Linked DNA regions of Mus musculus: all the other regions are linked to region 4. The links are chromatin loops, found by intact Hi-C in ENCODE. Cell type or tissue: heart. All regions are shown on one strand. Region 1 holds the start of Cnot3 (CCR4-NOT transcription complex, subunit 3). Region 2 holds the start of Tfpt (TCF3 (E2A) fusion partner). Region 3 holds the start of Ppp6r1 (protein phosphatase 6, regulatory subunit 1). Region 4 overlaps Leng8 (leukocyte receptor cluster (LRC) member 8). Region 5 holds the start of Nat14 (N-acetyltransferase 14). Region 6 holds the start of Epn1 (epsin 1).

Region 1 (5,000 bases), 500 kb after region 4:
ATTTAGCAACTCACAACTGTCTGTCTATAACTCCAGCCCCAGGGGACAAAATAGCCTTCTCGGGTACAGCACATATACAGTGTACTTACATGTGTGCAGGCAAAGTGCATGTAGACTAAAAATAAATTTAAAAATTAAAAAAACCAAGCAGATGTAATACTTCAGCCATCAATACGGGCACAGCTGTGATTAAAGAAGACAATGTGTGACTGGCAAAAGGCTCCTGAGTAGAACAAGGCCCACAGAGCCAGGACTTTGTGTTTTAGAGGCTGGAGCCACAGCCAGAGTGGAGGCAATACCTTCTCTCCACATACAACAAAACAAAACCAAGCCCCACTTCACAAGGAGAAGGTGCATAGACTGCACAAGTTCTGCAAACAGAGGCAAGTGCTAGAGCCTCAAAGTAGAGGTGCCACCACAGAAGACTGCCCATCCCACTTCCCAGGTCCTGCTCGAGGAGGCCATCACTACAGGGCCCTTGTGAGGTAAGCAAACACCTTCACACAGAATACATGTATAGATGGTGAAGGGTCTCAAACAGCATGGAGGAAGCTGGGCGTCTGTGGAAGCAAAATCATTAGGATCATCTGTCCACAGCTGTAGCAAATCCTCAAATCAAGTACTCAAAATAGGAGCCAACAACAGAACAATCTATAGAACTTCTCACCACAGGTGCCAAGCCATCATTCAGAGACCTGATGAAGGGGTACAACCTTAATTTTGAAGCCTGGTACTGCTAAGTGACCACAGAAGCATCTTGGAGCATAGCACAGGGCTAAGAGGGCTCACACTGAAGCCAGGGATGGTGGCAAGCAGCACTCAAAGTGGAACTTGAACCTAGTGGAGAGGATGCTGGCACTGCCACAGGAAGATTCTCTGAGGTAAATAAAGTAGACCCTGCTTAGAAGTAACTGTTTCCCCTAGAGAGGCCCAAAAACCAAGGTAAGGAGAAACTGACACCTTGAAAAGTCACCCCTTATGCTCTTTAGTCCCAAGCAAAGTGACCACAGTGGTCTCTCACCCAGGTCTCAGACACAGAACAAGAAACCATAACTTCACAGAAAAACCACAAAGGAGGAGTCACACTAGCCAGGGGCACCCACACCCAAGAGTATCCTAGCCTCACACTGGGTACATAGGTGGTGTGGCCATCTCAAACGCAAGAAAGGGGATGATGCCAATAGCAAAGAAGGCAGGGACTTTACCTGGCAGGTGACAACACCTACCCGACAAAGACAACACAACTGCAGGGAGAAAGGCTACCCCTTACACAGCAGAAGACTCCGGTGAGGAGAGCTAGCAGTCCTACAGGGTGCCAGTTGGGTGAGATGGACCATTCTACCTCTGAAACGCTTTCACCCAGTGGATTTCAATTATAAAAGATCACATATCCACATAGGCTGGGCAGATGAGAATGGAAATACAGAGAGATGGCAGTCCAGGTGATGACCGGGGAAGGGAGACGGTGAGGAAGCCCCTAGCCAAAAGAACAGAAAGCTAATCCTAAGAGGGATGACAGTCCCGGAACCGAGATACAGCTGTTTAGAAGTGCTTCAACTGTCCCAACAGAAGAGCACCAACAACTGAAAGCATGGGAGCTCGCATTCCACCGACCCAGATCTAGAAAGAAAAGCTAAGCGGTCCTCACCACACACAGCAATACCTAACCACTTAGGAAGCTTCACCCACCGAGGCAGACCGTGCATCGTAGTGGAGCCTGCATCCCCAAAGCTAGAGTCCACTGATACCCCACCTCAAAGATGCAAAAGATGTGAAGCCAGGAAGTGAGCAATACGGTACAGTCCTGAATCCAAGGTTTGGGGAGGGAGTGTTAAAACAAAACACACACACACACACACACACACACACACACACACTCACAAACCCCATGCTTCCTTAAAAAGAAGATTGGTGGAAAGGGACCTCTAGGAGACTTCACTGCTAGAGCTGTAAGGACTAGGTGGAAACTTTGGCTTAGGCTCCAACTCACAACGTTAACTGCACCCTCGGGTCTTGGGGACTTTTTCCTCCACAAGATCCATCTCTTCCAAAGAGGCTTCCCCCTATCAAGACACCAACAAGCTGGAGCTTTCGGGTGCACTGAGGCAACGCTCCCGAATGGAGCTCCCGGGGAAGGCATGACTGCAGGAGTGGGCCCCGCGCCCAGAGCAGAAAGACCCCTCCGCGGCCCGCAGCGCGCCCACCGCTCCAAGCCCAGCCAGACGCGGAGGAGGACGGGCACCTCGCACCCGGGGCCGGCGCTCTGCCACGCGGGAGTCCGGACGCGGGAGGACAGAGAGAGGAGAGGGTCCCCGCCCGCCCGAGCCGAAGCTGGGCCCGAGCGCGCGGCTTGGGCCCGGCGGGAGCTGAGGCCGTGTCGCGACAGGCAGCAGGGTCGCGGAGCAAGAAGTCGGCCGATGGAGCTGAGGGAAGAGGGAAAGGGGTCCGGCCCAGTCGAACCTGACGCTCACCGCAGGAGCTGGCGCCGCCGCTGCGGAGCGTATCGCGACAGGCGAGGAGGGGGGAGAGAGAGGCGAGCGCCCGCCCGCCGCCTTTTTTTTTTTTTTTTTTCCTCTTTCCTCGCGCCCCGAGCCCGGGCGCTATCGCGATAAGAGGGCGCGAAAGCCGGAAGTAGGGTTGGGTTGTTGATAGAGGAAGTGGGCCCGGGATTGTTCTAGACGACCGAGTAGGGGATTCAGGGATCAAGGAAAGGCCCGGCAGCGGCTGCCGACGGCTCCACGGAAGCTGAACGGGCCCGGTCCAAGATGGCGGCGGCGGAGGCCTCCCCTCCTCTCTTCTCCTCTCTGGCGCCGGCCCGCCCCCGAGCCCCGAATATAGGTCCGTCATTGCTCCCGCAGTACGTCGCTCTGCGCCGTTAGGCGCGCCCCATTGGTTCCTAGCGAGAATGAGGCCAACCTCTTCATTATGATTGGCTGATCTCGGCAAGGCGCGGCGTTCGATTGGCCTCCCGCTCAGCTTGCTTGGATTGGCTCGGGTATTTCTTCCCAGCTCCTCCTCCTCCTCCCCTCCTCGGAGCACAACACGCCAGCGCGAGGACCTGGGTGTCAATCAGGAAGCCTGTGTCGTGCTGATTGGATGTGTCCGCCCCCTTACCCTAAATCAATTGGCAGCGGGGAGGAGTCAGGGTGAGGGGCGGGAAGTTACTCGTCAAGTTTAAAGGCAGCTGTAATTGGTTGCGAGGTGTATTCTACCCTGAACTCATTGGTTAGCTATGAATGTGGGTAGAGGAAAACGACAAAAAGCATAGCGTGTGAGTGTTAAAGGAAGCTTATCTAGTGGGAGACGGAGAGGTGCCAGAGGGTTGGGGATAGTAAACCCAAGTCATCTACCAATCAAAAGAGCCGCCAGCCCTAAGGGGAGGAGCTAGACAAACACCCCGCCCCTTCCCTCGGTTAGCCAATAGGGTAGCTATTAACCTGCCGACAGGTGTGGTTGTCGGAGCATCCTTCCTTTGCCTGTCTAGGCTGTTATCTGATCCTCGTAGTTATTCCCCAAGCGCGTTTGCTTGGTATATCTCTAAAACTCAGTGCTTTCTAAAGGATGAAAGAAAGAAAGAAGGAATCAGGAACATTGCAGAAGCGACTGAGAAACACAAGGCGTGGGACTGACGTTTCTCTGGTTAAGTTAGCAGACTGGGACCTTCCCTGGAGTTGCAAGGACTCCAGCTGTAGAGGAAACTGCGCTTTGCCCTACCTCGGTTACATCTGTAATGACTACTCACTAGAGTTCTGCTATGCTTCTTAAGGAGTAAACTTCTCCGACCACCCTTGCCGAGTGCTTAGGTGAGCCTCTGGTTTAATTTTGTTTGATTCCTGCCGTTTTTACACATACTTGAGTCTCACTCTCTGGATTTCTCGTTGTTTAGTACCCATGAAGCACTCCATAGCCCTTTGCTGACTAGGTTGCAAACGTGAGCACCACGTTTTCATGAATTGGGGAAACTCGATCTATCTCTGCCTACTATGTGGAGGAAAAGAAGATAAATCCACACTTGAAGAGAACGTGCACGTGCATTTCACCGCATCAGAATGGCATGAAGCAAGAGAGAAAAAATGGCTTATAAAAAGGCATATTCTTCGGCTGGAAAGATGGCTCAGCAGTTAAGAACATTTTCCTGCAGAGGACCAGTTCCCACAGGGTGGCTTGCATGCTTGTAACTTCAGTTCCAGATCTGACTCTTTCAGCTGGCATCTGCTGGTGCACTTAAGCTCACACATTTATGTAATTTTTAGATGCATATTCTTAGGGTCACATAGACTTAAGAAGGTGAAACCTAGGGACCAGTGTTTGTCCAGATTTTTTAAACAGCTTCTACACTCTCTCGAGTTTGTTATTCATTCAGTTTTGCTATTTCATGCGGGCCCAAGAATGGGGAACTGCTTCTAGCTCTATCAGGAATCCCTGCCAAATTATTAAGATGCAGCTTCCTTCTTATCTAGGCGGTCCCCAATTCTGCTTTTTCTAACAAGCTCCCAGGATATACTAATGGCCTTAAAAACAGTTATGATTCTCGGGCTGAGCTGCACTTTAGAATCACCGGGGGAGTTGGTGGAGGTAGAATCCAGATACTTAAGACTTATGCTAGAACAATTACATCAACAGCTAGAGTTGGAAACTAGTTATTCTTTCCCTGAAATGATCCATGGAAATTCCTGTTTTTCTTTCCAGTAGAGAGATTTGAAACCAAGGCTTAACATGCTAGGGAGGAAGACTACTATTGAGCTATTTCCAGTCGATTCTTGCCTCTCCTTTTTGACAGATTTCACATAGGACAGGCTGGATTGGACCTAGAGCTTTGCAGCAGAGAATGACCTTGAACTTCAAGTCTTCCTGCTTCCATTTCTCAAGTACTGGATTTCAGGTATGTGCTTACCACCATGTGGCTGCTTCTTCGACCTTTTAAGGAACTGGAAGTCACTGTGTAGACTAGGTTCGCCAGAGAACTCACAGAAATCTGGTCTCTGCCTGGTAACGCTGGG
Region 2 (5,000 bases), 520 kb after region 4:
CCACAGTCAGGTTGTTGGCATCCACAATGACTCGGTACTCAGGAGCTGCCTCCACTGGTCCCATCACTACAAAGAAGAAGGGATATGGATGGGGGAGGAACGAAGCTGGGGACTGAGGTGGAGGCTGGATGGAATCAGAAAGGAGGGGCTGAGGGGGCTACATAAGGGCTGAAGAATTCACTGAGGCTTATATTCCTCTCCAGGAGCCTTACTCCTGCTTCTCATCTTTCTCCTGCAGTCTATCCTCTGGGTCAATCTGGTCTTGACCTCATCTTGCTCCAAAATTAAACCTTCCTATAGCTTCCCAAAGCCTTGAGGCTAGCGAGCAAGATCCTCAGACTGGCACTCAAGGTCTCCCATACAGATGGAGGTCCACGTTCCCCACACCTGCAACCTTGGTGCACACAGCACAGGAGTCCCTTCAGTGAGATCCGGTGACTCGTTGGCTCTACAGCATTATCCTTTCTGCTTTTCTGCTCCATCCTCCCAGCCGCCACCGGGCACTCAAGGCTATTTCACTCCTCCTGCCTTCACAGGTACTGCTCCATCTCCCTGGGACATTCCTTAAGTCTGTTTCTAGAAACCACACTTTATGCATAGACAATTAAATTGGTATTGAGTAATGTGGCCTCACATGTCCCTTTAGGTCATTAAAACTCTGAGGGCATTAAACAACCCCCCACCTCCACCCCAGAAGGGTGACAGTCTGCATGAATTGGGCCACCTCTGCTAGACAGGCTTTGTGTCCACTTCCCCCACTAGTTAAGACACCTGACATGAGCAGACCTGATTCATCAAACTTGACATCAGGCAGTCACGTTCTGTGACTTTCTTTGGCTTTACGGAACAAGAAGTTTCTCTGCCTGCCACTTGGAATCCCTGTAGAAGCTGGCTGGGAGACTCCCATCACTCAGTGAATTAACAGCCCTTGTTCCTTCCCCAGGGTTAGCACAAGTACTCAAATTCCAACAGGGGGCACTTCTTCCCTGACCCAATGCAGGGTTAGTCAGTCCCTTCTGTAGGGACTACAGAGTGGGCATGGTTGCTTCTGCCTCACACTCAGGAGGCTGAAAAAGGATGGTTGCTGAGAGTTCAAGGCCACTATAGGCTACCTAGTAACTTCTAGGCCAGTCTGAACTTCAGAGTGAAACCTTGTCTCCATATTTAAAAATATACGTACATACATGTGTACACACCCTGTCTGTGGATGTGGAAAAGGTCCTATAGTTCAGAGAACCCAGAGACAAGTCTTCTCACAATTAGAAAACACATCAGTTTTATAGTACAATATGCATGTTTATTTTTCTTTCTTCCTTTTTTTTAAACATAGGTGTTGTCTCACTTTCTTCTAAAAAAAATGTATGTATGCGTTTTGCCTGATGTGCATAATATATATATAATGCCCATGGAGAGCAGAAGATGTCAGATCACCAAGAACTGGAGTTACAGATAGTTATGACCCATGTGGATGCTAAGAACTAAACCCAAGACCTCTGGAAGAGCAGCAGATACTCTTAACTATCTCTCCAACTCCATGAATGTACCTATTTCTGAGACAGGGTTTTACCCAGGCTGACTCTGACCAGACTGGACTTGAACTCATTCATGTACCTGCTGCCTCAGTCTCCTAAGTGGTGAGATATAAACACATATCATGTCTGGGTACAATGCAGTATGTTTTCAGAGGGTCAGTAACTGGATTTAAAAAAAAAAAGAAGAATGAATGCTCTGAGGAAAGCTGAGGAGGGAGACACTTGGTGATAAAACCATAAGGAGCAAGAGAGTCGGGGAGTCAGAATGGGCAGAGGAAAGTGAGGGTGGGAGGCACCTTCCGACACGTTGGCTTGCTTGCTGATATACTCCTCAATCTTCATCATGATCTCAGCAAACTGATGAGGAAGGAGAGCACAGTCAGAAACTAGGCCTCTCAGAAAGAACTGCTCTCCGGCCACTCCTCCCTAGGAACGCTGACTTAAAGGGTGCCACCTCACCATCTTGCTGTCCCATAGCTTGGCAATGCTCTTGACTGAATCTCCAGAAAGATCCAGCTGGGTCTCCTCCTGTACATCCTCAATTGCTGGCTCCTCCTCCTCTTCTCCATAGCTTCCTCCTTCCTCTTCTTCTGCTGCCTCCTCGAGGTCAGCCAAGAGCTCATCAGCCAGAGACATCCCAAGGCCTATGGGAAAGGGAGAATGGGGTTCCCTAATACTGCATCTTGACCCTGTCCACTCATATCACCAGAAGGAGCACCTTCTCCCGGATCCCCTTAAGTTTCTTCTTCATCAGCTCCTGTAGCCGCACGCAGGCTCCACAGCTTGCTTAGTTCACGGAGGTTGTCTCCTGTTCCTACCCACACAGAACACAGCACATCCCTCCAGGTACCACCTGACCTGGCAACTTTTCCCCACACCTCTGGGTCTTTGAGCAACTATTCATCTTTGCCTAACCCGGCTCTTTGCTCCCTCACCCTGCCTTCAGTTCTTTCATTCCACCCGTCTGGCCCACGTGCCATATTTCAGCCTAAAGTTATGCTGTGATCCACTCACGTCTTGAATATTAGTTCTAAGGCGCTCCATACGTTTAATATTATTATTTATACTATGATTTAAGTCGCCCGCTACACTTTCTCCTCCAGTAGCTTGGCTTCCGGCCATCCCTTCTTCTCCATCACACTCACCGCTTCGATCCTCTCACAATCGTTTCCAAGAAATCTGCTTCCCCAGAGCTTCGGCTCTCTTTGATGACGTTTACTTGCCGCCGATAAATCTGTGTTTTGATTGGCCGTTTACGACATTTCCGGCAGCGTTTGGACAACAACTTTATTAGCAGCCGCCTCGCGGGACGGCGACCGGGAGTGCTGGGTTCTAGGGCTAGGGGAAGTCGTACGTCGCCGTGGATTGAGCCTGCTAAACAGAGATTCGCTTTGGCTAGTCGACACTGCGACAAGACAGGAGTAAAGAAGGTGACAACGTGGACGATCGGTGCAGGCGCTAGAGGATAAACCGAAGGCTTCAAGCCGCAATTTGGAGTCGGGTGCAAACGAAGGCAGAGTAGGAAACTTTAATTCCCAGTTTTCCTGTGTCGCAAGGCCTGATGGGAGAGGTAGTTTTGCGCAAGACTCCACCTCTCTGAGGCTTGAGGTGTCTCTTGACCAGAGAAATGGAGTTGGAACAGAGAGAGGGGTGAGTAGCTGAGCTTTGTGTAAACGGGGACTCCAAAAACAGCAACGATCGGCTGTAGTGCTCTCAGGGACGATGGGGAAGTTCGTGCAGTTGCTTTCTTTTCGAATCTCTGTGGGAGAACCGGAGGCAGTACTGGAGCATCGTAGGGGAGATTTGGAATTTGCTGTTCTTATGGATCTGAGAGCAAGGAGATTGGAGTGTGGGCTCCAAAGTCTGAGGGAGGAGGCTAGGGTCTGATTCCTCATTGTTAGGGACGAGGACTGGGGCCTGGATCCCTGGCAGTGACCAAGAAGGGCTAGGGTCTGGGCTTCTTGGTAGGAGGGAGGAGGGCTAGAGTCTGGGCTGCTGGGTGTGATGGAGGAGAGGGCTAGGATCTGGGCTCCAGGCTGGGGCCTGGACCTAAGTCCCCCTGGGAGGGACTTGGAGAGCCAGAATATAGGCTCCTAAAACTTCTTGGCCCTACAGGACCATGGCAGCCGTGGGCTTTGAAGAGTTCTCAGCGCCACCAGGCTCAGAGCTGGCTCTGCCTCCCCTGTTTGGTGGCCACATCCTAGAAAGTGAGCTAGAGACAGAAGTGGAATTTGTGTCCGGTGGTCTGGGTGATTCAGGACTCCGGGAGCGAGATGAAGAGGAAGAGGCAGCCCGGGGTCGAAGGCGTCGCCAGCGGGAACTAAATCGTAGAAAGTACCAGGCACTAGGTCGGCGCTGCCGGGAGATCGAGCAGGTAGGTAAGTGTGGATTCCCATTTGGGGGTCCTCTCGCCAGAACTGCCGCCTCGCTGCCGATGCCAACACCACCCCCTCCTCATACCGCCTCCTCCTCCTCCTCATGTCCTTCTTTTTCCCTTTCCTTTTGTACTTGAACAAGTGAACAGATCCATGTGGGTCTAAGTCTGTGCCAGGCACCCTAAGTAGTCTCTTCCAGAATATTTATATTCATTACTTTTCTTGTTGTGACCTGGGAAAAGCAACTTGGGGAAAGGCTTACATTGACTTGGAGTTTAAGGATCTGTGGCGGCAGAGAAGACACAGTGTCAGGGGCATGAGACAGTTGGTGATGTTGCATCCATAGGCAGGAAGCAGAGAGATGGAGAGATGACTACTGGCACTCAGCTTGACTTTCCCTTTTTATTCAGTTTATTCCAGCCCATGATATGGTGCTGCCCACATTTAGAGTAGATCTTCCTACCTCAATTAACCCACATGCCAAAGACATGCATAGGGTCTTGTCTCTTAGGTGATTTTTAGATCTTGTCAAGTTGAAAAATCAGTAATAACCATCACAGCATCAGATACTCTGCCTCTGGTATGTCACAGGTGACTCTCAGATTTCATTCACAGCCTCTCACCTAAGGCACCTCCAGGCTTGCCTACTCTGCCTCTTGAACCTCACTTGGGTCCTTCTTTTCTCAGATTAACTCATCGCGTGAGTCTTTAGTTCACCTCCTTAGTAAGAAGGAGGAAGGAGCTATGGGCAGAATGTAAGTAGGTCTTAGTAAGTCAGGAACACCAGAGAAGAAGTTTGGAATTTGCGCTTTGGATGAATGGGAGCTGGCAAGGGGTTTGAAACTAGTGCACAGACAGGAGGTGGAGGGGGGTGATAGGAGGGCTGGGGTGGAGGGCAGTGTCTCAGTTTCTCCTTTTCATGAGGACAAAGTTCAGGTTGGGCTCTGCACCAGTGACTTCTGTTGAGCCATGGCTGCTTCTGGCATTACTGTGTTTGCATGATGCTCACTTTTTGAAGTATTGGGTTAGGATTCCAACAAATCTTTGTTGGGTGTGGGTGACATCCTGAAACACGGTGTGTGCAAGTCCTGGA
Region 3 (5,000 bases), 510 kb before region 4:
TGGGGATTGAACTTAGGGGGCTGATGTGAAGACTGACCAGTCTGGGAGGCCGCAAGACTCTATGTGTGGAGTTCAGAAACCCATGAGCAGGGCAAGTGATCATGATTGGCGCAGTGGTCCTTGGGAAAGGCTGGGCGTCCGGAGTGGGAAGGTGGCAGGTAGTTTAGAAATACAGGAGAGTGTTCTGCCTGCTGAATGTATGGCAGGCAGGTCTGCCCGCGCTCAGGACTCCTCTCACCCTGATCCAGGAGGAGCTGGAGTTCTGTGAAAAGCTGTTACAGACCTGTTTCTCTAGCCCTACCGACGACAGCATGGATCGCTGAGACCAGGTGGCTCCTTGCTTTCTCTCCGTGGGAACCCCAGGCCTCCTGCCTCCCTCCTTCCCAGGCACTCTCTCTTAAGGGATTGCCAGGCCTTGTTTGGGCCTGGGCCTGGGCCTGCCAGCCCATCTCTGGGTAGCCCCCTGGAGGGGTTGCTGAGAAAGGTGCTGGCCCCTTGATCCCCTCCCTTGCTTTCTGTCATCCTTTCTTCTCATGTCCACACTGCTCTTCAAATAAAAACATTTCTCCTGCTCCCTTATGCTGTCTTGCATTGTTTTTTGGAAGGTTCTTATGGAAGGAAGGAGGGGCTGAGCTTAGAGGATTTGGGGAGATGGTCACTAAAGGTATAATAAGTGTTGCTCTTACCTCAGAGCTGCTGTCTTTTCTTGCTGTGTTGTGCTGGGACCATCTGTTCTTTAACACACACACACACACACACACACACGTACTTTTAAAAACATATTTGAGTGTATAAAGAGGGGCATGGCCTGTGAATGGAGGTTAGAGGACAGTGTGGGGCATTGATTCTCCCTTTCTCCCATGTGGGTATTGGGATCGAATTTTAAGTTGAGCCAGGTTATGGGCTTGCACAGCAGCCACCTTTGCCCATGAAGCCAGCTCGACATCCTTGAAGTTTTGTGTGAAAGTTAATCTTCATTGCCAAGTTGGCAGGATTTAGAATCACCATGGAAACACATCTCCAGTGTGTGTATGAGTTTCCAGAAAGGTCTAACTGGGGAGAGAAGACCCATCCTGGAATTGGGGGTGGGGTGGGGGGGGGGGGCAGGCTGAACTTAAAGGAGACAGGGAGCAGAGCTAGTGTTCACTTTTAATATGAAGGTGCTCTCTTACACAGAACTCAGTTGATACAAGATCGAACAAAAATTAAAAGCAGCACAGCCCAGGAGAGACAAGACGAAAAAAATTACTGACAGGTGTTAATCTGTGCAAGTCCATTAAAGCCATTTGAGAAGGGGTGGAGAAAAATATCTACATCCCTTGAAAGTCAAAATAATGACTGACGTGAAATGTCCCCGAAATATAAAGTCCTAATCTGCTGTTTTAAAAAAGGAAAACTAATGTTTCTTACATGCATTTATCTAGTCCTTACAGCTGACCTCTAAAACGGGCACGAAGGAGCAGGGGATGAAAGTTGGGGTAAACCGAGGCTCAGCGCTAGAAAAGGCCCTTTAGTGACTGAATCCCGGCGTTAAGGGGTTCCTCCCGGTTGTTACAAGAGGAGGCTTTGTGCAGCAACTGGCAACAGTAGACGCGGCTTGGGCAAATGCCTGAGTAGGAGGTCAGCCAGAAAACCTCGGCAGACGCTTAGGCATCCGGGACGAACCCGACTGAACAAAAGCAACCAGCTTCGCGTGAGGACGAAAAGTTGGAATGGATTTCTTAGGAGTTGACTCGAGTCAAAGAAATATGGTTGAAGGAGTCGGAATAACAATCGGATTTCCGAAGGTAGCTTTCAGGGCGAAAGATCCTAGAACCGAATATTCAGCGGATTTTGGAATGTAGTCACAGAAAACGGGGTTCTGGCTGCAGCAGCGCCTGCGCACTGGGCCCTCTAGGTTTATTCAGGGAGAGAACATTGGCAACCGTGGGCACGGACAGCCGCGGAGTTCCGGAGTGGGCGGGTTCTGGGCGCCAGCGCTCACCGCGCACGCGCCTCGCCAGGCCGACCTAGCGGCCTCTCGCGCACCTGCGCACGGAGAGCGACCACGAGAGGGCGGAGCCTGTCTTCTTGCGTCCTCCCGCGCTCGGGGCATTGTGGGACAGTGGCGGAGGTAGCCCTGCGTCGGAGGCCTTAAGGTGGACGGCTGGGGCCGGGGAGACCCAGCCGCTTCGGGTGACAGTAAAGCCGAGGGGACGGGCGTCGGCTCTCGGTGCAATTCTGCACCCGTCGGGCTGCGGAGGCTTCTTTTTCCTGTCCCGCGGGTGCCGGCGTGTCAGTGTGTAACCCGCGGCGACTTCCCCCGTCGCCCTGCTTCGGAGGCGCCTGCGCGGGCCTCGCGTCGGCCACGGAGCTCTGCGGTGGAACGAGTGCGCCTACTTTTTCGCGACGACCCGAACTCGTCGAAGCTCGGTGGTGAGGCAGGGGATTCCCTGTGACTGGAGGGCGCTTGCGCGGGTTCGCGAGCTCCGGCCCGGGCGCCTGCGCGAGCCCACCGGCGCCGCCCCCGCCCCTCTTAGCCGGCCCCTCGACAGGGCCGGAGCCGCCGGCGGCGGGGCGGCAGGGGCGCCCCGATGAGCCCCGAGTGCGAGGAGCCGCCGCCCCCCCGCGCAGGTGAGCCCCGCAGCTGCCTTCCCGGGCGTGCGCCTTCTAATCCGGAGTCTTTTCCTCAAATCTCCCTGAGCGCCCCTGAGTCTCTTAGTATCCTCCCTTTCACTCCCTAAGTCTTTTAGCCACTTGCCAGTATCATCAAGTCTATTTCCTGTCGCCGGGCCTGTGTCTACTTCGCTGTCATTCCCAGCCCGTCTTCCTCGTCTATTGGGGACCCTCTCTAAGTCTCTTAGACTCTTCTCCCCGCAGCCCCCAGCCCCCATCTCTTCCCACTGGGATCTACATCACCTCCACCTATCATTCTGACTCAGCTCTCTTGGGATTTGGGCCCACTCCCCTGTCCCCCCTGTCGTAGTCTTCCTCCTCTAGGGTGCCTTTCTCTTTCCTTCCTCTTGCCTGCTCTTTTGTGCTCACCTCTGTGTCTACCTACTCTTTTCACTCTCACCAGCCTTCGTGGACTCTTGACCTTTTTGTTTCTCACCCTCTGCTCAGGAAGGCAAGGTTAAACAGGTCTTTTCCTTCGCCTTGGCTGTGGCTGTCCTGTCCCTGTTTGTCCCTAGTTTCCTGTGGTGAGGAGGCACTTTGGAACCACTGTTTGGTGCGCTACTGGGTATTCTGTGAGATGAGGCCCATTGAGGGCAGAACTTGGTTGCTGGGTCCAGGAGGGAGTGGTCAGTGGAAGTCCCTGGTACTTTTATCTACTCAGGGAGCCAAAGGCAGAGCTGGACAGTCACAATTACTGTGTGTTGTGATGGTGGTAACCCAGGGTGCTGTGGCAGCAGGCCGCAGAGTGGGAGAGACTGGTGAGACCGGCCGGATGGGTGACTTTTCTGTCGAGGAAGGCTGAGTGGGAGTTAACAGATGGAGAGTGGGAAGAAGAGCTTTCCAGGTGGAAGAAACACCGCGTGCAAATATGTGAAGGTGGGAACACTGAGGGAGCCAGGATGGAGTGGGTTGAAGTGTTAAGAGGGCAAGGGTGGAATGGCTTGGCTGGAGCTGCTGTCCAGGGCCTTAAGTGACCTGGTTGGTAGTCCTTTTCCCCCCTCCCTTCGGTGGTGGTACTAGGGCTCAACTCCCAGTTTTCCTGCCACGGAGCAAGCATTCTACCACCGACTGAGCTACACATAGCCTGAGCCTCTCCTATTGCTTTTAAACTATGAGGCAGTATCTTGCAAATTTTTTTAGGCTTGCTTTGAACTCTGAAGAGCTGGTGGGCTATTGACGCACAATCGTCTAATCTCAGTTTTCTAAGTACCTGGGATTAATGTTTATGTTGCCAGTCCAAGGGAGTTATGGTCTTGACCACTCCTTATATACTGAGGCAATTGTACTGAGGATGTATTACCTGGAGGCAAGATGTTTCTGGAAAGGAAGCTGCACTGTATGACAAATGTGGTACTGGGTTGAGGGTTGTAAAACTGCCACAGAGTTGCTTCCATCTTAAAGGAGAAGTTCTGTCAGACTCAAGGCCAGTGTTGCAGGGACTGGATTGCTTCAACAACACAGTATGAGTTGTTTCTATGTGCATTCTGCACAGCTAATGTGGACAGTTCACACGAGAGCACTTGCTGTGTTCTGCCACATGCACTTGGAGTTATCTTGTGCTCTTTGAAATGTTTCTCCTGTGGGTTTTTTGTTATTTATTTTCCTGGTAACCTTTGCCTAATGCAAATCATTTTGCCCAAATTCAGTGACTCTACTCTAGTTTTAGGGTTGGTATAATGAGGAATTACCTAGAGCAAGAGTTTTTGTGAGTTAGACTTAGTTTGAGTCCTGGTGCTTGCCTTTCCTAGTGGTGAGTCCTTGGAAAAGTTAGGCAAGTGTTCAGTACCTGTTTCTCCTCTATAAGTGGGCTAATAGGAGGGCTGTCTGTGTAAAGTGGTTCAGGATATTGAGTGCAATGTTTGTAGATGCCTATCAGAATGCAAGGCACACAGCAAGTATATCGAATCAGTATCTCTTAGGATTATCATCTGATTTTTGATAATATATCCCAGTAGTTCTCATTGGGTATGATATGTCCTCTCGGAGACATTTGGCAATGCTTGGAGACCCTATGGTTGTCAAAACTGTAGGAGTAGAGAAAGTAAGCTTCCCACGTTTAGTGTATATATCCCACCCAGGGATGCTATTGATTGTCTTCTAATGCACAGAGCAGCCACTCACCACAAATAGCTATGTAGTCTCAGCTTCTATTGATGCCAGTAGAGAAACACTGCTACTCTGCTATTTTGCTTAAGTATCTTATGTGCTTTGAGCTTCTGTGTGGTGTAGGAGCTGTTGTGTTTTTTCCTTTACATGCATCCTCTTTGGTTGTTTGCTTTTGTTGGGTCATGTGGCATCTTTTTTTTTTTTTTTTTTCCATTGAAGGAAAACAGTCTTGTCTCCCC
Region 4 (5,000 bases):
GGCCTGACGACAGAAGGGCCCCTCGCCAGCCCCGGCCCACACATTTTGTGGCACTGATGGTGACAGAGTCTGGGCTTAGGGCTGAGGTGGTCAAGGCCCAAGAGCATCTGGTCCGGATTGCCCCTTCTTGTGCTGAGTTCCTGGTACCAGCACAGGCCCTGCACTTGACAGTGGTCTTGCTAAGGCTGACAGGCCCTGGGGAGGAGGCTGCAGCAGCTAGAGCTCTTCGGAGAGCCATCTTGAAACCAGGGCTTCAGGCACCCTCCCAGCTACAGTTCAGGGACTTGGTTCTTCTGGGCCATCATGTGCTCTGTGCCACACCCTCCCCCACACTGACAGGTATGGCCCAAACACTGAATCAGAGGCTAGAGGCCGAAGGGCTTAGAGTGGTGCTGCTGCCAGAACTACAACCGCACCTCACCCTGGCTAAGGTACCACATGGAACCCAGGTCTGCCTCCCTAAGCCTGAGTACACCCTGAACCAGGAGCTAGGAAGGCAGCCCCTAAGTAAACTCTGGCTTTGCCGCATGGGTAGAGCAGGGCATAGCTATCTTCCCTTGGTAGAAATTTCCCTGAAATGACCGAGGTTTCATATTTCGGATAAAACAGGCCAAGCAGAAACAGGTTCTCGCTCTCTCTCTTTAATTTTGGTTTCAAGCTTCCAAAATGTACTGTACTCAATGCTCAAGGAGAATGAAGGAAGGGAGGGGAGAGGGAGGGAGGGAGGCAGGGAGGCATCTGGGAAAAAGCAGCCTGACAGTCCAGCTGTTTGCAACCTCATAGCACATCCTCCAGTTACATGGCAGAAGGGGGAGGGGTAAAAAGAAAAGGGGAGAAGGAAGAAAAGTAACTTAAATAAACACACACACAGAGAAAAGAGAAGGAAACATGACGTGAGTTGGTGATCCATGAAGGCAGAGGGGAGGAAAGAAGGGAGGGTAACCATTTTACCTGTGTTGAACCAGGGAGTGGGAAGGGAAGAGGCAGGAGGGAAAGAAAAAAAAAAAATCAGAAGAAACATTGGGGCAGAGGGAGGAAGGGACACGGAGACAACTTAATACAACTTGAGTAAGACGAGGCAGCCCGGCCGGCATGGTCCCGCGAAGGCCTTGGAGTCCTCAGTGCGGTGTGGCGCTGGTCTGGTTGTGTCGGTGGTGCTGGCTGGAGTTTCTGGGGTGAGGAGCTGAAGGTGGGGCATAGTCTTTAAGTGGCTTCCCTCACCCCAAACACTGAGGCCCCAACGGCTGGGCAGCAAGAGTCTATGAAGAGGCAGCCGAGGCAATGGGTGTGGCCGGCTGGTGCCCCACTGCAGCGGGTGCGGCCTGGACAGCCTGTCTTCTTTCTGCTGGCCCCAGCGTGGGATGGGCCGACGCAGAGTCAGGCGCTGGACTACGAGCTCGAGAGAGAGAGAGAAAACACTGAGACAGCGTTAGTGGAGGTGACAGGTGCACACAGAACCTGTAGCCCCGCCCCACCCTGCTCCACTATACACTCCCAATTATCCCCTCTGAGACAAAAAATAAAAATGTAGAAAAAAATCTCTGTACAGGTCCCCGGTGGGAAACGGGGGCAGGGATGCTGGCTCTTCCTGGAGCCTACTCCCCACAAATTTTTACAACCCATGTCCATGGCTCAAAAAATGTGAAAAGGCGGCGCTGGGCCACAGCCCTGCTCCCGCCCGTGCTCGATGGGTGCTTAGAAGGCTGGCAGCTGCGCCAGGCTGAGGCGGCAGTCCACGCTGGAGTTGTCCGGGCCCGTGTAGGACAGGCCCAAGGGCTCTAGGAAGGCCCGGCAGGCGGCCTCGCCCTCGAAGGCCAACTCGGCCTGCAGGTAGGAGACGGGCAGCGCAGGGCGGAAGCTATGGAGACAAGAGGAGAAAATGATGAGGCAAACAGACAAGGGAGGGCCCAAGAACAAGGAGCAATGCTCCCCATCTGGGCTTGTATTTTCCTCAGCAAGGAACCTGCTGGCTTCTGCAGCCCCTCCCGACCTCCCCATTTTCAGGGGCTTGGGGGGGCAAGGGATGGGGTTGGTAGCCCCAGTGCCCAGCTGTGCCCCCCCTCGCCCACACTTACCTGTTCAGGAAGGAGGGGGCAGGAGGGAAAGGGCCCAGCTTGGCTCCTCTGCTGACTGAGGAGCTGGAGCCAGACAGAGTAAGTGGTACATGGGCTCAGAGGGTAGGGACAATGGCGCCCCCCTACCCCCCCTTCCCCCCCGGATGTTTGCACAGAGTGTTACACTCAGCAGTGCCTTCTGGTTGTTACTCAGATGCCCTAATAGTGTACATGTACCGCTAATTTTGAGGACCCTCTCCTGAAGACCACTTTAAGCCTTACCAAGTATCTGGAACCCAGGCACCCTATGGCCCTGGGACAGAACAGCCTGCCTCTGATATCTGAGGGATCTGTCTGCTGTGCTCAGCTCACAGCAAAGGTGCTGTTAGAGTGAGGCCAACACAGGCCAGAGCTTGAAAGCTGCCCACAGAGTGGCTTTCTGGATTACAAAAGGCTGAGTAGCCTCATGTCCATTCATTTTAGCTAGTCAATCTGGAGTCACAGCCCCACCTCCCTTGGGTTGGACTGACTTAGAAAATTCTCAAACAGGTTTCTTGACCCCTAAGTTGCAGATCCCACTATAATGGAACCACTAATGACAAAACACTGCTGCGCAGCCTGACAGTCAAGGCTCCTCAAGACTATCGACAGAGCTCTTGACCAGCATTTTTTAACCTTGGCAAGACTGGCACACACTGCTGTGGGGCCTTTTGCTGCACAGCGTTCCTGGTCTCTACCACTACCACTAGATGGCAGCAGCATCCAGGAGCAAAATCTGAGGACAAGGTTGTGGTGGTGTTGGGAATCCTCCTCATATGGGCAAGCCTCGTGCAGTCTGATGCCCAAGGGCCTTGGTACCACAGGTTCCCAACCCAAAACTTCTGATAGTCAAAAATGGAATGGGCACAAGGTCTCATCTCAAGAGACTGCTAGCAATATGAATCAAGTCACCCTTTCTAGTATGTCAGGAAGAAGAGCAGCACGTAGCTGCAAGCAAAGGCCCTGAGAAGGGGGAAGATAAAGCAGGTTCCAAACTGATGTGAACAGAAAGGAGGCAGGGAGGGAAAGGACATGATGCCAGGAGTGGTGAGGCCAGAACAGTGGGAGGAAACCTGCAACTGCAGGTGGCCGATGAGGAAAGCAATGAGGGCTAGGGCTATGAACAGGGGACTGGGAGGGGACTCCAGCAGAGGAGCTGAAGGCTGACCAGGATGCGGAGGGGACGTGGCAGAGCCACGGCACAGAAGGCAGCAGAGTGCAGTGCCACATACGTTTTGATCATGGCCTTGAGGGCGGCCTTGCGCTCCCGGTCTGCAAACTTGTCCACAAGGTAGCCAGACATGCAAGGTGCATGGCAATAGAGCCTGAAGAAGCGGTGGTAGTTGCCCAGGGCCCAGGCTGCCCTCAGTGCCAACGCGTGGGCCACGCAGGGGTCTGCCTTCATCTCCCTTGTGAGGTATGCCAGTTCCGTAGTGATGTCTGCACAGGAGATAACTGGAGGTCAGGTGGCAGGGTGGCACCTTGGGCATGGCCCCTCCATCTTGGGGATGGGCCTCTCACCTCCAGAGTTCTTGGTGAAGATGTAGTAGAGGATTCGGTATGCAGTAAATTCACCCACATTGCCTGCTAAGTTTTCCGCGTACAGTGACTTAAGCTGTGTTTGGCACTGGTTGAATTCTTCATGGTCACCCTGAGGGTAAGGCATGGAAGGAGGGTGTGAGGCACAGGCAAGTACAAGTGATTTCAAGAAAGGAGTGGGAGGAAACCACCAAGCTTCCTACCTTCTCCAAGGCAATGCGGGCATGGGTCTCATACACCTCCACAGTGAACTCCGTCCGGATGCCTTGCACCTGGGCAGTAGAAAAGAGCAGAGTCAGGGAGAGGAGAGCAGGAAGAGGCCTGACATCAGCACCCTCTCAGCGCTGCCTTACTGTCAGGTCCTGCCGAATGGACTTCATCTGCTCACAGGCAAAGGCATAGTCCTGCTTCTCCTTCCAGTGGGACTTGACCATGCACAGAGACTTCTTCAAAACCTTCAGGGAAGAGAATCAAAGCTGAGTGGCCAGACAGCTGACAGGCCAAAGCCACTGTGCCCCACTCAACCAGAGCAGCACCAAAGCCAGTATCAGTGACTCACCACTATGAACAAACAAAATCAAACCAACACACAGCAGGTGTGAGTGCTCCAAGTCTCCCTGGCTCTAGGGCCCCACACATAAGTCTCCCTTAACTTTGCTGGTCATAAGGGAGATTGTGACCAGGCTATGCCCCAGATGTGAAGGGCCTGCATGCTAGGATTTTTCTCAGCCAGAGCTACCACTTCCTTCACCCAACATGTTCCATGTGCCCGATCTTATGTTATGCCCAACACATTCTGGGGGCAGACACACAATGCCTGGGACTTACAGCCACAGGTCGCACAGTTGACGGGTCTGGGGCGCAGGTGAGCCGCAGATAGTGCTTTGTAATGTCAGGACAGGTGCCCACAATCTGCAGCTCCTGCCAGTCAGGGTCAGCTCCACTGCTCTCCAGGTTACTCATCTGTAGCACCAAAGGTTCAAGGCGCAGGCGACGTGAGTGCCCATGTTGGAAGCGGGCTGCCCTCTTTTGCTTCTTAAGCTCACGCTCTGGGTCCTCGCACTCCAGTGCTGCCATCTTCTTGCGGCTACGTTTGGTGGGAGCTAGGTCATGTCTGGGGAGAAAGGGTAAAAAAGAAAGTCAATGTCTTTAGCCACTCTGAAGGCCATCTCCCCCACCTGTGAGACCCAATACCACCCACCCATGCCTAGGAAGAAATCACACCCTAAGCACCTCACCTCTTTCCACGCTGCGCCCTGCCCCGACCTCGATCCATGTGGGCCCCTCGACCACCCCGACCCTTGGGGGGTGGGTTCCTGCGGCCTACAGGGTGGCACTCATTCCCTGAGTAGGAGCTGTCAGAGTCTG
Region 5 (5,000 bases), 780 kb before region 4:
AGCGCCCCTCCGCAGCCTAACACACGGCAGGCCACTTCAGCATCCCGAAGGTCCCATCCGTCATCACACACGGTGCCCCAGCGCCCGCTGTGCCAGACCTCCAGGCGTCCTGCGCAGCCATGAGGACCATCAGCCAGGCGGAGTCGCTCTGAGGGATGAAGGAAAAGCTGTGACCCCACACAGGAGTACTGTTGGCTGGGGGTCTACGGTAACACCAAGGCAGGGGGACTACCTTACAAGCTACCACCAGGAAGCCAGCTACCCTGGAGGCTGGACCCTGGTCCCAGACTCCCAGGTGCAATGAGAGGAATGTCTCAGAGATGCTGGGGGCTGTGTGGAAGGACACTGTGAACCAGGGAATTCAGGCATCCCCGGTCCTTCTGCCCCACAAGGGGGTCAAATAACCTTTCCACTCCTCTCCCCATCACTGGCCTCATAACTTTGGTCCTCTCCCATAGGTCAGCGTGCAGCTAACTCTAGAGAAGACTCATTGTCCCTGTTGGATGGCAGCAATGTCTGGGGAGTGGAATTGGGGTAGCAGAGACCAGAAGGAGAGGGGGGGAGTTGGAGCGGGGTGAGGCCAAGTGTAGAATCAGGACACTTACCTATAGCCTGGATCCCCACCAGCATTGCTGCAAAGGAGGTTGGAGGGGACAGAGTGAAGGATAAATCAGAGGGGAGGGGTCCTTTCCCCAGTGCAGGCTCCCAGCCTCAGTACAGTGGGAAGCACCCATTCACAGTCAGATTCCTCACACCTCTGAGTCAGAAACCCCACTGCTGGAATGGACTTTGGGAGGAGGCTGGGATAAGTTACAGGTCCCTGGGGTGGGTGGGGCCCCAGATGCCTGACCCTTGAAAACAGGACTGGGGACCAGATTGAATGGTGGGAGTGATAGCGCTACAGAGTACATGACAGGGCAACAAAGGGCAGGTCACTTGAGCTGCTAGGCAGGACGTGCAGAAGGCTGGGTCCCTCAGGGATTAGAGGGGCCAGCCAGATGTCAGGATATCACACTGCACCAGGGACCAGAACAGGCTCCCTCAAGTATGAGCCCCTAAACTGGAGAAGCTAACTGGGTCAGAGGTAAGGGTCCAGGCCCCTAAGGTGCTTACCCCCCCCCCCAAGGAAATGGATCACTCACCAAGGAGGCAGGCCAAGCCCCTCATGTTCGCAGAGTCCAGGGGCAGGGGATGGGGTGAAAGGGGAAGGAGGGCAGGAGAGGGGAGGAGGAGGCAGCCAGGGAGGGAAGCAGCTGCTGAGGAGCCCTGGACAGCTAGGAGCAGGCTGGGCTGAAGGCTCTGCCAGGAGGGAGAGAGGCTGCAGGGATGCAGCAGGGGACAGGAGGGGGAGGGGGCTGGCCACAGCTGAGGCTGGAGGGGGGGGTGCGGGGGGCAGGCAGAAGGGAGGTGTTCAAGTGCAAACACCCACACTGGAGGGAGGCGGCCAGCCAGGCTCCAGAGGGCCACGTGCTCAGAGATGCTTATGGGGATGGCAGCTCTGGGAAGGGGCAGGCCTGGGTGTCTGGGGGACAGGGCTGAGGGCACACCCTTCTGCCTCCTCTTATTGTCCAGCCAGGCAAGTAAGTGCAGCTGGGAGTGGACAGATTTTGGGGAATCCTGCAGTAGCATGAGGGCCTGAAGCCAGATACTAGGAGGGACTTCCTAGATCAGGAAAAGAAACTGAAAAACTCCTGTCCATTTGTCACCCACTGTGGTAAATCTGGATGGGAAGCTCCCAGTGCCGATTCGAGAAAAGAGTGTCTGAACTTATTACCAGTTCCCAGAACAAAGGTATGGAGGGTAGAGAGACTGAGGGGTCAAGGCTTCGGTCTGGAGGGGGTACACACACACACACACACACACACACACACACACACACACCAGGCAGCTGTGAGGGGGAAAACTTTGGTAATGGGGAGCATGACTCAGAAGGCCTGGCAAAGACTGGCTGCCGCTGTGAGCTCACTGCTTCTCCTCTTCCCAGCGCCCCCCCCCCCCCCCCAACACACACACTTCCCTAGCAATTAATGTCAACTTCTTCGGAGAGGAGGAGCCAGACAGAAGGAGGGAGTCTGGAGAGAGCAGCTGGAAAATGCATCAGACAGGAGACAGGCACACAGAAGTTTCAGGGTTTATTAACAAACAGTGTAAAAAACCAGATGGGCTTGGAGACACTGTGCTCCTGGCCCCACCCACTCCCAGAAGATCTGTCCCCTTTGGGAGTTCCCTGTCACAGACTCTAACTTTTAGTCTCTCTCTCTCTCTCTCTCTCTCTCTCTCTCTCTCTCTCTCTCTCTCTCTCTCTCTCTCTCTCTCTTTCCTCAAATCTCCCTTCCAGACCTCAAACACAGGCAGCAGGGGCTTTGTAGACCCAGAACCCGACGTTTTTCAGTGCATACAGACTGGGGCAGTGGGGGTGAGGCAAAGGACTGGACACGGTGACCTCTAGTGGTCCCAGAAGACCAAGAAGGGATTTGTTCTACTTGAGTTTAGAGTCCTCATTGCAGCTGGCAGGCACACTGGGAATGTAAGTCCATCAACCTCGGTGCTTCACTATCAGCCCAGCAGACTAGGTAGACACTGAGGGGGGGATGTAAAGTGCCTGGCACACAGTAGGTGTTCTTTAGGTGCTGGTTCTCTGCCCATCTATCCAGTGGGCATGGTCTCTAATCACAGGTCTTTGCTGAATTCCCTAACCAGCATATAGCCCATGCAGCCCCAGCCTCCCTCTGCCTGGTAGCCACAGGCCTCCAATAACCCTGCCACCCCCCAAGCGGCTACAGCCACTGGGACCACGAGCCGGGCCCGAGGCTCCCCCATACTTCCAGCCCATGCTCGGGCTCGAGCCTCGGCAAAGGCCAGCAGCCTTCTGCCCACGCCCCTGCGACGGTGCCATCGAGAGACAGAGAGGCGGGTGACTCGGGCTCCATCCCCCACGTTGGCACCAGGGGCCAGAGCCAGGACTCCACACACATCGCCGGAGCCACGGACAGCCACCCAGGGCCCTCCCAGGCCGCCTGGTGGAGGCAGAGAGCCCCATCGGGCTCGCAAACCCAGCTTCACAGCGGCTACAGCCAGAAACACGGGCAGCAGGAGGGCCAGGGCGAAGGAGGCCAGGATGAAGCGCAGTCCGCTGCTGGCTGCAGCCAGGAGGAGAAGGGCTGGAGGTCGTGTCAGAGCGTGGAGGGCCACACGGTTTTCCGTGTCTTTTACACCAGCCTGTGGGTGGGAGTAGAGGCTCAGCCATTCATCACATAAGAACTTCCGAGGAAGGATTTCTCTTCTCAAGTGAGAAGAGAAGCCAGCGGATGGGGTGGTCCCAGTCTGGCCCATTGGGTGTTAAGGGCTGAGCGAATGAATGCGGTTTGCCCGAATGAAATGAACTGATTTAGGACCTGAGGCCCATGAGTCCGGATGGCATGCTAAGGTAACGCACCAAAGGAGACTGAACAGGATAGGCAAAGTGAAGACATGGGCTCTTCGCTGGAAGGTCTGGGGTGTGTGTGTGTCTCAGTAGCCCTCATTTTGGGACTGGTAAGTGGGGCTGAATGGAGGTCAAGAGACCTGAACACCCAGCCCCTACACCCTTTCAATTGCTTTTTTAAAAATGGCAGCTGAGGTTTAAGTAGGGAGAAGGCAGTAGAGAAAAGAGACCAATTAAAAACAGCTGAGGCGAAAATCCCCTCCCCCAGGACCCCCGGAGCTCAGGCAGGTGGGCGGGGCTGATGGAACCCACTTTGAATGGCCCTAAGAAGCTGCGCATGCTCACTGGTGCCCCTGCCGGCCTCTCACCTTCAGCATCTCCAGCACCAGGGGCTTCTCATCTTCCCTCATTTCCCGCACTGACAGGTGGTTAGGGGCCATGGTAGCCCCCAGGCAGGCCCCTCCCCAAGGGAGCTGACGTTGTACACCTGCTGAAAACAAGTAGGTTGGTGTTAGGTGGGCACCTGAGTTCTAAGAGCCCTGGGAGGGATGGGCCGCAGTGTTTCCCAGATCGCCAAGGACCCTAGAGCATTGCCAAAGAAGACTGTCACAGTGGCAGGCCAGGTGCCTCCATACCCAGTGGGGCTCTGAAAATCGTCCCGAATCGTCCCCCACTCCGGAGAAGACATTCATTGATCTGCCTGTAAACTCATCCCCTATCCAAACTCCAGCAGCCGGTCTCCTGAAGTGGTCCCACCCCACATAGCAGAAACAGGGCCCTGAAAGGCACCTCCACGGGGTTGCTCGAATCCCTTGACAGTAAGGGAGAAGGGGGGCAGGGGCAGGAGAGGGTCACCACCGGAAGTGACGTCCACGCTCCCGACTGGAGGCAAGACCGGCACCTTAGCAACTGTTGCCAAGCTTCCCCCACTATGGGGCAGGGGTTGGGAGTAATGGAGGAAACTGCGAGGACGAGGGAAGAGCTGTGACCTGCTGGAGGCCAGTGGGAGAACCTTGGAGAAGGGGGGATGGGAGTGGGGGACAGAGAGGGTTTCTTACCCGGCCTGCCTGGGAGGATTAGCACAGCTCCTTTCTTGCTGGTCCTTCGTTGCTAAGCGACCTGAGCATCAGGAAGAGGAGGCGTTGCTTGTGAACCTAATCTCATTGGCGCTTGGGTCTTTGAGGGAAGGGATGAGGGGTAGCATCAAGCATCCCCATCAGCTGAGACCTTATTCTCAACCCGGAGGCACCTGGGGTATCGTTTGAATTAATAATATTCCTCTACCTACCTTTCAGGTGAGGTAAGGGTGGTTTATAGGAAAGAAGTGGAAAATCCAGAAATTGATCCCTAACCCTCCCTGCTATAAGTACAACTACAGACGAATACATACAAAGGTTGGGAAAGGACCAGAGAAATAGCTCAGGGAGTAAGAGAGCTTGCCAAAAGGAAACCCACATGACTGACTCCCACTGTCTCTCTGTCCTCTGCAAGTGTACCCGCCCTCCCACCCCCAGCACAGTAAAAGCCTTAACAGTTTAAAGGATGGGGGAGCTGGACCCCACCCCGGAGAAGCATT
Region 6 (5,000 bases), 930 kb before region 4:
CACTTTACACAGGAGGGAACAAGGGCACATTAGCACCTTGCCCAGGGACACACACCTCACAACTGGAGCAGCCTGGGTCCAGAGTAGACTCCGATCACCAGTCTGTGCCTCTCCAACAAGCCATGGAGGGAGATTTACTGAGCCCTACCATGATCCAACCTGAAGGAAGACATAGGAGAATAGGAAAGGCTGCTCTTTACCTTGAATTCAGGCCAGAAAATGGAGCACCTGCAAACAGGCATAACTAGGCAAAGAAAAAAAAAAAAAAAAAGCAGCTGGGTCCCAAGTCAGGCCTGGACAGACACCAGAAGACAAACATATGACAAACATAAGGAGACTGGGGGAGGGGAGAGAAAGGGAGGGAGAAAGGGAGAGAAAGAGGGAGGGGGGGAGAGAGAGAAGAGAAGAGAAGAGAAGAGAAGAGAAGAGAAGAGAAGAGAAGAGAAGAGACACACCAAAACTCGGGCAAAAAGAAAGCAATACAGCGAGGCAGGAGGACAGGGAGGACAGAAAGACAGGGACCCTGAAACAAAACACACACATGACACCCAGGGCTGGGGGGGGGTGGGAAGAGATATAACTTAAAAGAACACAAAATTTGCACTCAAATCCCGGCCACATAAGCAACCAGCAAAACAACCCTGTGACTCAGTTCACCTAACTGTGTAACAAAGGGAGGGGTGCTGCCCGGCAAGCTTGCTGATTAAATAAGACGGGTACATAAAGAACTTGGTTCTGTGCCCCACAGATAGTAGGCGCTCGGTACTCCTGGCTGCTATTATTATCAGAAAAAACATTTCCAAAAGGGTGGCATCTAAAGACGCACTATCCTAACACCAACTACCTACTTCAAGCATGTTCAAAAAAAACATACTAAATCTCACAAATGCTGCTGAAAATGGGGCCATTTTCCACAGTTAATTTAGAATTTCTTATTAAACAGTACAAACAATATAGTGAGTCCCCAAGGGGGACTCAAAAACCTGGTATCAAATACTAAGCGAGACAAAATCTCTAGTAACTAGAGCTACTAATAATCACATGCTTAACTCCAGGCCAGACACTGTAAGGCACTTTACCAGGACCACTCCAATGCGCAGAGACCCTGTGGTGCAGGAATTATGAATGCTTCCGTTTAGAAGACTAGGAAAACTGAAGACCAAGGCAAGCAGCGGGGGCTTTGGAATCCACAGCCAGAGCTCTTGTCAGAACACCAGAGACTCAGAAACCTGGGAAGCACATCCTAAGCAAAAGCAGTGGGTTCCTAGAAAGGAATTTTGGGCCTGGGGACGACAGCAATGACCCGGAGAGAAATAATGCACCAAGAGGGAGACCAGTCTGGGGAAATGAAGACACAGAAACCCAGAAAATACAAGCATTGCATGCATCCTGACAGGAACACGGAGCAATCCAAGACACAAACAGCACTCGGATCTCCAAGCCCTTTTGTACAAACACAGAAACACAGAAGCAGAGCAACACAGACAGCAGGGCCACGCGAGACGGGGACACTGACAATCCCAAAAAAAGACACACACCGGCAGGCAAACCCGACCCGGGCACAGCGGTACAAAAGCAGCCACAAGCCATCAGCGGCTGGAACACCGGCTCCGAGGCTGGCTGGACCCGCGCGCGCCACGGCCCAGGCCGGAACACCGGACTTGCCGCGACGGAGGCCAGCATTGCGCCCCTCGCTCACCTCGGCCCGCTTATACCGGGCTTCCAGGGGTCATGACGGTCAGCCCCCTGCCCCCGCTCGGCCTCGGTGTCGCGGGGCGCGCGCCGAGCTGCGGGAAGCAGAAGTGCGCACGTGCGCACGCACAGACGCACGGAGGGCCGCACAGCGACGGCCCCGCCGCCCCGGCGCCCGGGAGGGGCGCAGAGAGCCGGGCGGGGGAGGGGAGCCGCCGAGCGGACGGGAAGCAACCGAAGGTGGCAGCGGACCGGAAGCGGAAATGAACTCACGTGCCCCGCCCTCTGCACTTCGCCCGGCAGCCTCCACTTCCGCGACCAAACCCACCCCGGCACCATTTCCGGCGCACGGGACTGCGCGTCCTTATGCCCTTGCGTCACTTCCGCATCTACGCAGCAGTGGAGACGCGTAAAGGTCCAAGCCTTGAAGCCTCCACTGTGGCTACCCTCGCGGGACCCTCAGGCCTGCCTCCTTCCCTGGGTGCCACCCTCCACACCCTCGGCCGAAAGAGACGGGCGGACACACTGGACACAGATGAGGATCCATAAAGTAAAATACAACAAAATGTTTAATGAGCAAATTCGTATTAGCAAATATGAAACTGCCACAGAGAGGGGGAGCGGGACAGAGACCACGGGTTGAGTCAGGAAGACTAAGGAGAAGAACCAACTACTTAAGAAACCAGGGTGGAGAACAGGAAGGACCAGAAGCCAAAGGACGGGAGCTGTGGTCCTGCAAAGGGAGAGGGCAGGGCACTGAGGGCCAGACAACAAAATTCAAAATAGTTTGGCCATAAAATATAAACACGCTATGTTCCTACCATGGGGGAAGAGAGGAGGAAAGGGGTGTAAGGGATAAGAGGCTGTTTGGGAAGGGGCTGTGGAGGTCCTACCCGCCCTGCTGTGCACACAGTCCCCATCCCAGCCCGTTCCCTCTGTGTCTGTGTGGGTGCATGTGTCTGTGTGGGCCTGTGTGCACTTGCCCAGTCCCCTTCCTGCCCTAGCCCCCCACCCCCCACCCCCCTTAATTGCTGCCATTCCAGTTGCTGCCGGCTGTCATTCGGCTGTCACTCCTCTGCCCATCTTCTTCAAGAGGGGGGAAAGGAGGAGGGGACAGGTGGGGGGAAAGTCCCCAGCCAGCCCTGCCCCCACCCTCCCCCAGCCACCTCTACCAGAAGTCCCGACGGTGGTAAGAATCAGGGTCACAGTATTTTGTGACCACCACTCTGTTGGCGAACTTGCGACCGGTTAGACCCTGCATGGCTTTCTGGCAGTCAAACACAGAGGTGAACTCCACGAAGATCTGTAGGAACAAGAGGCATATCTGTGAACAAGGTTGGCTCCTAGCATCTACTCAGCATTCATTTAAAGTACAGAATCAGCACAGGAAATGAGAGAACACCTCACCACACTGCACAGAGGACTTCAGTTCAGTATGAGGGTGTTTACCCAAACGTTCTCCAGTACCCAAGAACAAGGCACAGAAGCGAGACATCACAGAAATGAAGAAAACCAGGCAGGCCTGAGTCACTTAAGTACACGGGGCAGTGGCCAGAGGCAAGACCCCAGAGGAGAGAAGGGGTCACTTCTGCATCATGCACCCTACAGTGTTCCCCAAGCCACAACTGTCATGTTCTCCCCACAGACAAGGTAAGGAAAGCTCAGAAATTAGGACTCAAGCCCAACCTGAATTAAAACAGGTTCATCTATCCATGTTGACAAGCCTGCTTGAACCACTCAATCACCTTAAAGGAAATGATTACAATGAAGGTCCCCTAACATGGGAACTGCATGACTACCGCACTACTTTAACAAACCAGTTGACTTCAGAAGAGAGTGGAGAGAATATGAGATAAAAGTGATAGAAACTTTATGGGGCCAGCAAAATGGCCCTACAATTCCGGCATCCTGCATTCAACCCGACTCCTTCCCAAAACACTGTCCTATGCTTGCACAAAAACAAAAACAAGTGAGTTAAAAGGGGCTGGAGAGAGAGGGCTCAACAGTTAAGAGCACTGACTGCTCTTCCAGCGGTTCTGAGTTCAATTCACAGCAACCACACAGTGGCTCACAACCATCTCTAATGGGATCCGATGACGTTTTCAGGTGGGTCTGGCAGCGACAGTGTACTCACATACATTAAATAAATCTTTTTAAAAAATCTGTTAAAAAGAAACTGCAACCAAAATCAGGATTTGGACCTTACTGAAACAAGACATTTTAGAGATAGTAACATTTAAACAGAACTTAGGTAGACTAGACACCAAGGAATTAAATGAAGACTGTTTTACTATAATAGCATTCTTTAAAAAAACCAAGGTTATGGGTTTAGCCCGCTGGTTCTGGGGACAGAGATAATAAGCACTGTCTGTTAACACAGAAGTGTAGCTAGCACCTACTCTTTAAGCTTTAAGTACTCTTTAAGCTTTAAGTACTCACTGCATAATCCAGGTGTGAGGATACACATCTGCAATCCCAGCAGGGAGGCTGAGGCAAGATCACTAGCCCAAGATCAGTAGGGACTATGCAGTAAAACCCCATCTCAAAGCAGAAACAACCCCCCCCCCCAATATTGATAACTTAAAGCTGGATAATATACACTAAGCATCAGCATCAATCTCATATACTTTTAGAAGTTTAAGAATAGAACAAAGGTTAATATGGTAGCTAAGTGACACTAGTTCAAAGCTAGCCAAGCTGAGGCACCATAGTAAAACCCCATCTCAAATGAAAATCAATACACTCTCTCCCCCCGACAAAGAGTTAGCCGCTCAAGAGGCCAGTCTGTGCATTCAGAGATCCTGTATTTATTTACTCAATCCCCATTTAAGGCAGGCTTCCATTAAGGTGCCAGCCTGAATCAGAAAGAGTGGCATATCAAATACAGGCAAAGAAGCAGTCAAGAGGCTTTTTTAGTCAGATAGTCTTCTTCCTTTTGACTACTGCACCAGACCTCTGCTGCATTCCCAAGATTCATTTGAAACCTGCCCAGCCTCCCCATGTCTGAGTTTCTATCAATCCTCACCCACTTGGGAGTTCCCATCTACCCAGCTAACTGCTTCCTAGCTGACTCTATTAGGATATCTAAGTAACCTCAGAGGCAGTAGGCCTAAAAATGGCTCCACCTCACCTGTCACTCCCATCTCCACAAACTCATCCATTTCTCATTGCCCATTATAGTCACCACATCACTATGGACACAGAGATATTCTGAATGTCACTGGGCAATTTCGCCACTTCAAGTTTTATGGGGCATACAACCTGTATGTTTTCACTAGATAATATCACCTTGACTAAACAGTTTTATC

What was found. A loop is a pair of places that touch in the nucleus more often than their neighbours do. Peaks named below come from ENCODE experiments on the same cell type or tissue, not always from the same donor. Only the 100,000 strongest peaks of a DNase experiment are listed, where the experiment ranks them.
Region 1: it touches region 4 in a loop (2.2-fold over the local background); 2 of 42 quality-filtered maps call a loop at or near these places.
Region 2: it touches region 4 in a loop (2.3-fold over the local background); 9 of 42 quality-filtered maps call a loop at or near these places.
Region 3: it touches region 4 in a loop (2.4-fold over the local background); 3 of 42 quality-filtered maps call a loop at or near these places.
Region 5: a loop joins it to region 4, with 2.8 times the contacts of the local background. A loop is called at or near these places in 4 of 42 quality-filtered maps.
Region 6: it touches region 4 in a loop (3-fold over the local background); 5 of 42 quality-filtered maps call a loop at or near these places.

What each region holds. Positions count from the first base shown.
Region 1 is chr7:3,643,056-3,648,055 of GRCm38, reverse strand. Cnot3 (CCR4-NOT transcription complex, subunit 3) reads right to left here and starts at 2,787. Exons shown (of 18, transcript NM_146176.3): 1 at 2,472-2,787. It overlaps Gm15927 (a long non-coding RNA gene), which reads left to right and starts at 3,711. Exons shown (of 6, transcript XR_003946711.1): 1 at 3,711-3,803; 2 at 3,887-4,242; 3 at 4,781-4,882. In heart, no CTCF peak of the experiment used is centred here; a DNase peak (open chromatin) is centred at 2,975; H3K4me3 peaks cover 3,694 bases; H3K27ac peaks cover 2,630 bases.
Region 2 is chr7:3,627,734-3,632,733 of GRCm38, reverse strand. Tfpt (TCF3 (E2A) fusion partner) reads left to right here and starts at 2,805. Exons shown (of 6, transcript NM_001290381.1): 1 at 2,805-3,182; 2 at 3,648-3,906. The coding sequence starts at 3,160. It overlaps Prpf31 (pre-mRNA processing factor 31), which reads right to left and starts at 2,749. Exons shown (of 14, transcript NM_027328.4): 1 at 2,678-2,749; 2 at 1,992-2,176; 3 at 1,829-1,889; 4 at 1-66. The coding sequence starts at 2,168. Gm15927 (a long non-coding RNA gene) reads left to right here. Exons shown (of 6, transcript XR_003946711.1): 5 at 239-536; 6 at 1,331-1,663. In heart, no CTCF peak of the experiment used is centred here; DNase peaks (open chromatin) are centred at 2,813 and 3,503; H3K4me3 peaks cover 2,536 bases; H3K27ac peaks cover 1,850 bases.
Region 3 is chr7:4,656,094-4,661,093 of GRCm38, reverse strand. Ppp6r1 (protein phosphatase 6, regulatory subunit 1) reads left to right here and starts at 2,144. Exons shown (of 24, transcript NM_172894.2): 1 at 2,144-2,613. Hspbp1 (HSPA (heat shock 70kDa) binding protein, cytoplasmic cochaperone 1) reads left to right here. Exons shown (of 8, transcript NM_001360629.1): 8 at 249-578. The coding sequence ends at 323. In heart, a CTCF peak has its summit at 2,028 (motif pointing right); DNase peaks (open chromatin) are centred at 2,003, 2,753 and 3,363; H3K4me3 peaks cover 3,352 bases; H3K27ac peaks cover 3,061 bases.
Region 4 is chr7:4,143,799-4,148,798 of GRCm38, reverse strand. Leng8 (leukocyte receptor cluster (LRC) member 8) reads right to left here. Exons shown (of 16, transcript NM_001374609.1): 10 at 4,871-5,000; 11 at 4,461-4,746; 12 at 3,986-4,087; 13 at 3,836-3,904; 14 at 3,615-3,744; 15 at 3,326-3,533; 16 at 626-1,858. The coding sequence ends at 1,696. It overlaps Leng9 (leukocyte receptor cluster (LRC) member 9), which reads left to right. Exons shown (of 1, transcript NM_175529.3): 1 at 1-616. The coding sequence ends at 581. Among named protein-coding and RNA genes, the nearest start is that of Leng9, 3.6 kb to the left of the region's middle. In heart, a CTCF peak has its summit at 2,790 (motif pointing right); DNase peaks (open chromatin) are centred at 298, 1,248, 1,848, 2,928 and 1 weaker place; H3K4me3 peaks cover 438 bases; H3K27ac peaks cover 340 bases.
Region 5 is chr7:4,922,122-4,927,121 of GRCm38, reverse strand. It overlaps Nat14 (N-acetyltransferase 14), which reads right to left and starts at 4,536. Exons shown (of 3, transcript NM_001358881.1): 1 at 4,483-4,536; 2 at 3,793-3,914; 3 at 2,116-3,219. The coding sequence starts at 3,864. The coding sequence ends at 2,671. It overlaps Ssc5d (scavenger receptor cysteine rich family, 5 domains), which reads right to left and starts at 1,301. Exons shown (of 14, transcript NM_173008.3): 1 at 1,143-1,301; 2 at 606-632; 3 at 1-148. The coding sequence starts at 1,167. In heart, CTCF peaks have their summits at 3,026 and 3,779; DNase peaks (open chromatin) are centred at 931, 1,391, 2,041, 4,351 and 3 weaker places; H3K4me3 peaks cover 4,160 bases; H3K27ac peaks cover 4,942 bases; H3K27me3 peaks cover 390 bases.
Region 6 is chr7:5,077,177-5,082,176 of GRCm38, reverse strand. U2af2 (U2 small nuclear ribonucleoprotein auxiliary factor (U2AF) 2) reads right to left here. Exons shown (of 12, transcript NM_133671.3): 12 at 2,232-2,995. The coding sequence ends at 2,861. It overlaps Epn1 (epsin 1), which reads right to left and starts at 1,942. Exons shown (of 12, transcript NM_010147.4): 1 at 1,700-1,942; 2 at 56-159. In heart, no CTCF peak of the experiment used is centred here; a DNase peak (open chromatin) is centred at 2,026; H3K4me3 peaks cover 2,037 bases; H3K27ac peaks cover 1,327 bases.